Regions from separate parts of the Homo sapiens genome. Here region 2 is linked to region 1. The links are chromatin loops, found by intact Hi-C in ENCODE. Cell type or tissue: IMR-90. All regions are shown on one strand. Region 1 has its middle 50 kb from the start of KCTD12. Region 2 overlaps LOC105370265 (a long non-coding RNA gene).

Region 1 (4,000 bases):
CCAGTTCAGTTATTTGCTTTATACTTGTATACTTGCTTTATGCACACTCACATACTCACACAGATTTTTATTCAATTTTGATAGATTAAAGCTGGTTGGTTTGAATATTGGCATTTTCTGAAATTTTATCTCAGTATAAAAACTAAATTATTTAGTCTAGATGTTCAAAACCATTAACACAGAAGAAAAACACTAGCAGGAAGTAATTCTGTTTGGTTCAGGTAGGTGACAAAATAAATTATACCTAAAGTTATATATAGCTGGAATAATTCAACTGTCTGCCTTTTGAGTTAGTGAACCATGCATGCTGCTTTACCTAATGGCTTCTAATCTGTACTGGACTTGGACTTTTCAAGATGAATGAAACTGATTAAGGCAACTCTCTCCTGCCAACTTCACCATATTTGGATGCAGCGTCTCATCCTTCCATCTCACCTGTCCAGGTATGATTTGCCTAGCAGTGATATTATTTGTTAGAGACAGGACAAATAAATGTCCATATTTATGTTATTTCTAGTTTTTGCAGGACTTTATAATTAATCATTAGGAAAAATCATAATGATGATAAAACTTAGAAAAATGCTAAAGAAGTAAGTATAACAGTTTAAAAAGAAAAAGATTTAAAAAGGAGATTCTGTCATTTGCCACAACACAGAAGGACCTGGAGGACATTATACTAAGCGAAATAAGGCAGATACAGAAAAAAAATTTGATCTCACTTATATGTGGAATGTAAAAACAGAAGGTCAAATATACAAAGATAGGCCAGGTGCGGTGGCTCACAACTGTAAATCCAGCAGATTGGGAGGCTGAGGAAGGTGGATCACTTGAGCCCAGGAGTTGAGACCAGCCTGGGTAACATAGCAAGACCCTGACCCTACCAAAAACAGAAAAAAATAGCTGGGCATAGTGGCACGCATCTGTAGTCCCAGCTATTTGGGAGGCTGAGGCGGGAGGATCCCTTGAGCCCGGGAGGCAGAGGTTGTGGTGAGCCGAGATCAAACCAATGCACTCCAGCCTAGGTGAAAAAGCCAGGCCCTGTCTCTCTCTCCACATAGATAGATAGATAGATAGATAGATAGATAGATAGATAGATAGATAGACAGACAGACAGACAGATAGATAGATGTATATGTATGTGTGTACATACACACACACAAAGCTAGAGAATAAAACAATGGTTACCAGGGTCTTCATGTGGTGGGGAAATGGGGAGATGTAGGTCAAAGGATACAAAGTACTAAATATGTAAGAAATAGGTTGAAAGATCTAATGTACAGCATGAAGACTATAGTTAATAGTTGTGTATTGTAGTCAAGATCTTTGCTAAATGAGTAAACTATAGCTGCTCTTGCCACAGGGGGAAAATGTGGGTAACTATGTGAGTTGGGGGAGATGTTAGTTAATTTATTCCACTATAGTAGCCATTTTACTATATATATGTATCTTATAACATCGTATTGTATACCTTCCATATACATAATAAAATATATTTTATAAATAAATAAATGTATATATTGTGATTTGGTTGCCCAGAAAAGAAAGAAAGAAAGAAGAAAGAAAGAAAGAAAGAAAGAAAGAAAGAAAGAAAGAAAGAAAGAAAGAAAGAAAGAAAGAAAGAAAGAAAAAGAAAGAAAGAAAGAAAGAAAAAGAAACAGAAGAAGTTGCAGAGCAAAATAATGAGGAGACTGGGCCAGACTGCAAGGTGAAACTCCTGGTCTCCCCACTTGCTAGTGAGATGACTTTGGATAGGTGATTTAATCATTGAAAAGTCTCTGCCAGATGCAGTGGCTCACGCATGTCATCCCAGCATTTTGGGAGGCCGAGGTGGGCAGATCACTTGGGGCCAGAAGTTCGAGACCAGCCTAGTCAAAATGCCAACATGCCCGTCTCTATTAAAAATACAAAAATTAGCCATTCGTAGTGGCACATGCCCATAATACCAGCTACCTGGCAGGCTGAGGTGGGAGAATTGCTTGAACCCAGAAGGCGGAGGTTGCAATGAGCCAAGATTGTGCGCACTCCAACCTGGGCGACGGAGAGAGACTCCATCTAAAAAAAAAAAAGAAAGAAAAAGAAAAGTCTCAGCTGCCCAATGTGTAAAATGGGAATAATAATAGTAGTTCCTATCTCATAATGTAAGGTTGATAAGATTATTTTAAGTAATTTATATGCAGCATGTAAATCAGAGTTGGGCACATAGGAAACCATATGTGCTAGCATTTTTAATATCATTATCATCATTATTATAAGGCACCATGATAATAATTAAGTCTATTAATTCCAGTAATTCTCAAGGAATAATTTCATGGAATCACAGAGTAGTTCATACACACACACACACACACACACCCACACACAAAAAAACACACATACACACACACACACCCTCCTTTTCCAGCACTTCTGGGAATGTTTGATGTTTGAAATATAGAGGGAAGGGGAAGCTTCCCAAGAGATTATATTACAAGGGTTAGTTATCAGAAAAGAATGCTGTGGCAAACTCTGTTGCTTGAATGATCCGACCCCACTTCCAGCCTCTTCCCTAGTTCCCCTTCCAGCTAGGAATGGCAAGTGACACAGTTCAGCCAGAAAAGACATCTCTCTTCCTCCTGCAGAAATGATGCCTGGGCTGTGAGACCATTCCTGTGGCCATGAAGGAAACCTCCAAAGAATCAGAGACCTTGGTGCTAGCATTGCTGAGTCCCTGAATCAGTGCCAACAACAACCCACCTACATATTTTGCATCCTCTATGAAAAACAACCCCCTTTGAATTCAGGTTTTCTAACACATACAGCCAAAAGCCTACCTGGCTGATACATTTATAGACTACATTGCTGTTGAGACTGCCCGAGAGACACCTGTCTGCAGAGCTCATGTTTACCCATTATCACTTGTGCCTGCTTTCTTTTCCCAGGGTATAACGAGTTCCTTGGTGTGCTCCTGTTGCTATTTTCAGTCTTCCACCTCTCCTTGCATAAGTCAAAACTTGGGAATATCCAGGCAGCCTTTCCTTCCAGCTCTTCCCCATACCTTCTGCTTGCTCCCAAGTGCTAATCTCACTTCCAGCTATTTATGCTGCAGGCTCTTCATTTCTTGCCTTCCAAGCAGCCACATTCTGGGTGATACAGAACCAGGGTACCTGTTACTGGTGCTACTAAATACCCCAACACAAACATCACAAGATTCCTTTTCAGTGTCACCAGGAGTAGGGACATTCATCTTCCCATTAAAGACAAATTAACCACTTGCCTGTCTCTACCTTGTCAGTTTTACTACCTTAGTCTCCACCGGTTCTCAAAAAGCCCTCCTGCCCACTCAGTCCTTCATCCCTGCCTGCTCTCTGTTGAAGTCTGTTCCGCTCCATACCCAACAACACTGGTAAAGGCTGCGCCATCTTTGAATAGTGTTTCCATTTATTATTTTGTGTTATTGTTATTTAGACAATCAAATCGTTCACTTAAATGAATACATTATGAACATATTTTAAATTGCCTATGGACTTATTTAAGATAACAATTCCTCAGATCTAAAATTATTTACCCATTTTTGTTAAAAAAGGAAAAATTGGGGCTTGAATTAGGTGATTGATAATTTTATTTTTCTTCATAAAATTAGCCCATATTCTGAAAATGTTTAATATCATATAAAAAATTATAGTCATATGGGTTAAACCATAATGTCAGTAAAACAGCATCTACATTAGTCTGGGGGAAAAAAACTATATTCTGCCACCAGCAGAAAGATGAATTTTGTTGGCCTTTGAAAGTCAGAGGATTAACTAGTGTTTGGGGGGAAATGTTTTAAAAGATACAGAACCTGTCTTATTTTCTGCTTCATGAACTAGTAACACAAACACTGGAGAGGCTGTGATGGGTGTGTTCCAGCTGTCTGCTAACAGATGAGGCTTTTGAGGTTGTGAGCCAAAGGAACAGCAAACACCATTCTGTGTTTAATAAGCCTTATACTCTCCAGTATTGAGATTACCCGTGACAGAGT
Region 2 (4,000 bases), 59 kb before region 1:
TGTGCATGTCACATCCATTCTAATCACACTAAAAGACACCTAACTAAACCCTCTTTCCTATCATGTAAAAGGTACCCATACTTGGCCATATTTTGCAGACAAGAATATGCAAACAAATTGCATTCTTTTTTGGAAGAAGTTCGACTTTAATAAAAGAAGCAGTAGTCACAAAGAAGAACCGCAGCTTTACAAAACATTTCCACATGGCTTATCAGTTCTAAGCTGTTAGTTGACAGTAAACATATGGAGGAAACTACAGTATTAAGGCAAAGATTTAAAAGGCCCCATAAAAATACCCGTATATTTAAATAAGAAATTTTCCAGACCCTCATACCTGGGTAAAATCAAAGCACATGTTATTAGATGCCTTTTAGTTTTTAAGAAAGAAGTTAATCTGCCATTTCCCCCATCATTAATAAAGCATGTGGTTACTTTTATGGCTGTCTACCTACTCAGATGATTGGGGGTTTCTGATAGAGTTTTCTAGTAAGGATAAATGCACTGGAGAGAAAAACATGAAAAAATCGTGATTCAGTAACAGAAGCAGAAAACTTTATAACATTTTTTCATTGGGAAGATTAACTTCTATATCATATGAATTGTCTCTATCATGAACAGCATCATACTAGAGATAGAAATGGATTCTGTTAGTCTTCAGTCACTTTTATGAAACAAAGCAGAGTGATTTAATTATATATTCTGAGACTCCAAATAAACTCTCCTTTTCTTGGCTCTTGCAATTTTCAATAAATATACACTAAGAGGTACAACTTTGGAGTTTCTTAACAAGTTCCCAAAAAAAATTTCTGATTTGTCAATTTGTCTAAATTCACTTAGAAAAAATATTTAAAGGATGATATACCAGAGTACACATCAGCAGAGTATCTTAAACAAATTTTCAAATACTCTCATTTGCTTTTGACAAAATCCATAGTACATTCTAATTTACAGTGCTGCAAAACAAGGATGTCTTCTATTTTTTAAAATTTTTATTTGACTTTGAAAGGTAATGAACTTTGCAAAAAAGTAAAATACTAAATTATGAGTAACAAGTGATTCCAGTTAGGTCCCAGGCCTAAAATCTGACTTCCCTCAGCTCAAAGAACTGACACATCCTCTAAAAACACAAACTATTTTTCTTGCATGTTTATAAGTGTTCATGTAAGTGTGGAGCAATAAGTTTTTCTTCTTCATTCAAAACCTGGAATATTTTGGTTCCAATTTGCATTTTTCATTGTCCTTCCACACTTTGGAATCTTAACAACACGCTGGTGAAAATCTCCTAAGCCGTAGCTCAGTGTTGCCAGCAGCCCTTGAATAAGTTTTTCTTTACTTGGTGAAGGTTAAGAACATTCTTTTTAATGGGCCCATTAATGGATATTATCTAAATTGGATTTTCATACTTCTGTGGAAAATCAAACAGAACACATATTTTGCTGGACATATCACAAGCTGTTTGCCCACCCCAGCGACTTGTGAGGATAGATATGTGGACAAGTCACTGACCTGTTTGTCTACATAAACAAGATGATTTGGGTCAAAATTATAATTAAAAATGAAGTTTCATCCTCTGTTGTAAAATACAAAAAATGGACAGGGCATGGTAGCTTATGCCTGTAATCCCAGCAGTTTGGGAGGCCAAAGCAGGAGGATCACTTGAGGCCAGGAGTTTGAGACAAGTCTGGGCAACATAGCAAGACCCTGTCTCTACAAAAAAATAAATAAATAAAATTATCTAGGCATGGTAGTACATACCTGTAGCTCCAGCTGCTCTGAAGGCTGAGGAAGGGAGGATTACTTAAGCCCAGGAGTTCAAGGCTGCAGTGAGCTAGGATCATGCCATTGTACCCCAGCCCAGGTGACAGAGCAGGACCCTGTCTCAGAAAAAGAAAAATAAGCACACACACATACAAAAAAAATTACAATAGTTTTTCTTCTACCTTCTGCCATAAAATTGTTTTTTCATCATCCCCGGGGACTTAGAGGCTATTTCAGATACAGCAGAAAACTTGAACAGAATGAAATGGGGAAGAAAGGGAAAGACATTCTTAAACATGGCATTTGAACATCTCTTTCCTACCTAAATGCAACTGAATGAGGACAATCTTTCTATGGTAGATAAAGAAAAAAATAATACTTGTGAGTGAAAAACAAGAGCACTCTAAGAAGCTGTGTTAACAAAGGATTAACCTACAAAATGCTAGCAAGATAGGGGAGGAAATTATAAGAAAATTAGACTGCATCTCTCCATACTGAACATAATAGTGCAACATTAGGCAAAGATTTTCATAGGTGTTGCCTTTATGAAAATCTACATGCATTTAGCCCTATTATTTAGTACATGTAGAATATAAACATTCTTAAAGACCTCAAAACAGTACTAATTGTGGATGTTTTATTTAAATTTAACATTTTACCAGGATCTGTAATTCATTGATTAAGGATTCATCTCTCTATTTTAGCTCTTGGTTTAAGGGTCCTAGTACAATATATGTCAATACAGGGCTATCTAGAGCATTAATTGAAAATGTCAAAAGTGTAATTTTTCATTACAGCAGAAATAGAATTATAAAAATTAGGTCCTTCAATTATAAATGACATTTGCCACTCTAGTCAAGGTTAGTCTTACATGTGGTTGGGGTCCAAGGTCAAATACAAAAGATTCCTTATTCCAAAATAACTGGTGCAGTTTTGTTTCCACCTTTAGCAAATATTTCCATTGTATTTGTTCTCAGTTATGATAGCCAAAATAACAGCTATATTTTATTGAGTATGTTCTATGTACCAGATAGTGTGTTCAACTCTTCATAATTGACATACATAAAGGAGTATTTAAGCATGGACACCAAAGTCAGACTTCATGCATTTGAACCCTGGCTCATGGGAAAATTACCTAACCTTGCTAAGCCTCAGATTTTTTAATGTAAAATGGATAGAATAATATCTATAAGCTTGTTGTGGAAAAGATGAGAACCATGGTGATTGAGAAAAGCTAAGCAATTTACCAAGATCACACACAGCTAGACCACGGAAGAACCGGACTCAAACCAAGTTCTTCTAATTCCAAGCTTTCTAATTCCTGTAAATTTCCATGGTTCTGAAACATGATCTCTGAGGGTCACTAGGATGGCATGCAGATAGAAGGTACCAAAAAACGATGAAGACACCATCACAAACAGTGTTTCTATTCCTGGGAGAGGACATAGACCTTTGGGGTCTTGGGTGACTTAAAGAAGACAAACCCTATTTAACTCTTAGAATCTTAGGAAATTATATTGATGACAGGTTGTTCATCTGGACGTCACAGGAGCTGATCAAGAGTTTCCAACCACCAGTGCATGACATACCACAGAACTCAAAACAAACAAACAAAATGTATTGAATGAACAGATGATTCAATTAATGAATTCTAAGAAACCTTATATAACCCTACAGTTTATGACAGAAGATGAAGATACATTGCAGGCAAGTTGGAATGGGTTGTCCTGTCCCTTAGTTGTGAGCCTCACAAGGGCAGTGACCACTCTTCAGTGACCACTCTATTTAAACCACTTGACTTATGCTGAGTTAACACTCAGTAAATAATTGTTGAATTGAATTGAATCAAATTGCCACAGTGACCTTCAACTATAACTCAGAGATATTTCACCCCTGCCTATTTTCTCCTAAACTCTCAACATCTAGCAATATTCAATTTGACATGCATTTGGATCCCACCCATATAAAGCAACTGCAAGGCAAAGGCCCAAAGCCTCACAGATCAGACATGTCAACTCAAGGGAAATGGATACATTCCACAGCAAAAGGAATGTTAGTTATTTTAAAAGGCTCTGTTTAATATACAACATAATGTAGGTTTACTGAGGAGTATAATACATGATACTGACCCAGATTTAATGCAGACCTTCCACCTTCATCATAGAATCTAGAAAAGTCTCATTTTTTGTAAGACGTTTGCTTGCATCAACAGCATTATGACTGCAGTGTCTTCTCTAAAATT

Evidence for each region. Peaks named below come from ENCODE experiments on the same cell type or tissue, not always from the same donor. Only the 100,000 strongest peaks of a DNase experiment are listed, where the experiment ranks them.
Region 2: it touches region 1 in a loop (4-fold over the local background); 1 of 110 quality-filtered maps calls a loop at or near these places.

What each region holds. Positions count from the first base shown.
Region 1 is chr13:76,834,034-76,838,033 of GRCh38, forward strand. No RefSeq gene overlaps it. Among named protein-coding and RNA genes, the nearest start is that of KCTD12, 50 kb to the right of the region's middle. In IMR-90, no CTCF peak of the experiment used is centred here; a DNase peak (open chromatin) is centred at 2,458.
Region 2 is chr13:76,775,323-76,779,322 of GRCh38, forward strand. The region is part of intron 1 of LOC105370265 (a long non-coding RNA gene); the gene reads right to left. Among named protein-coding and RNA genes, the nearest start is that of KCTD12, 110 kb to the right of the region's middle. In IMR-90, no CTCF peak of the experiment used is centred here; no DNase peak of the experiment used is centred here; H3K27ac peaks cover 158 bases.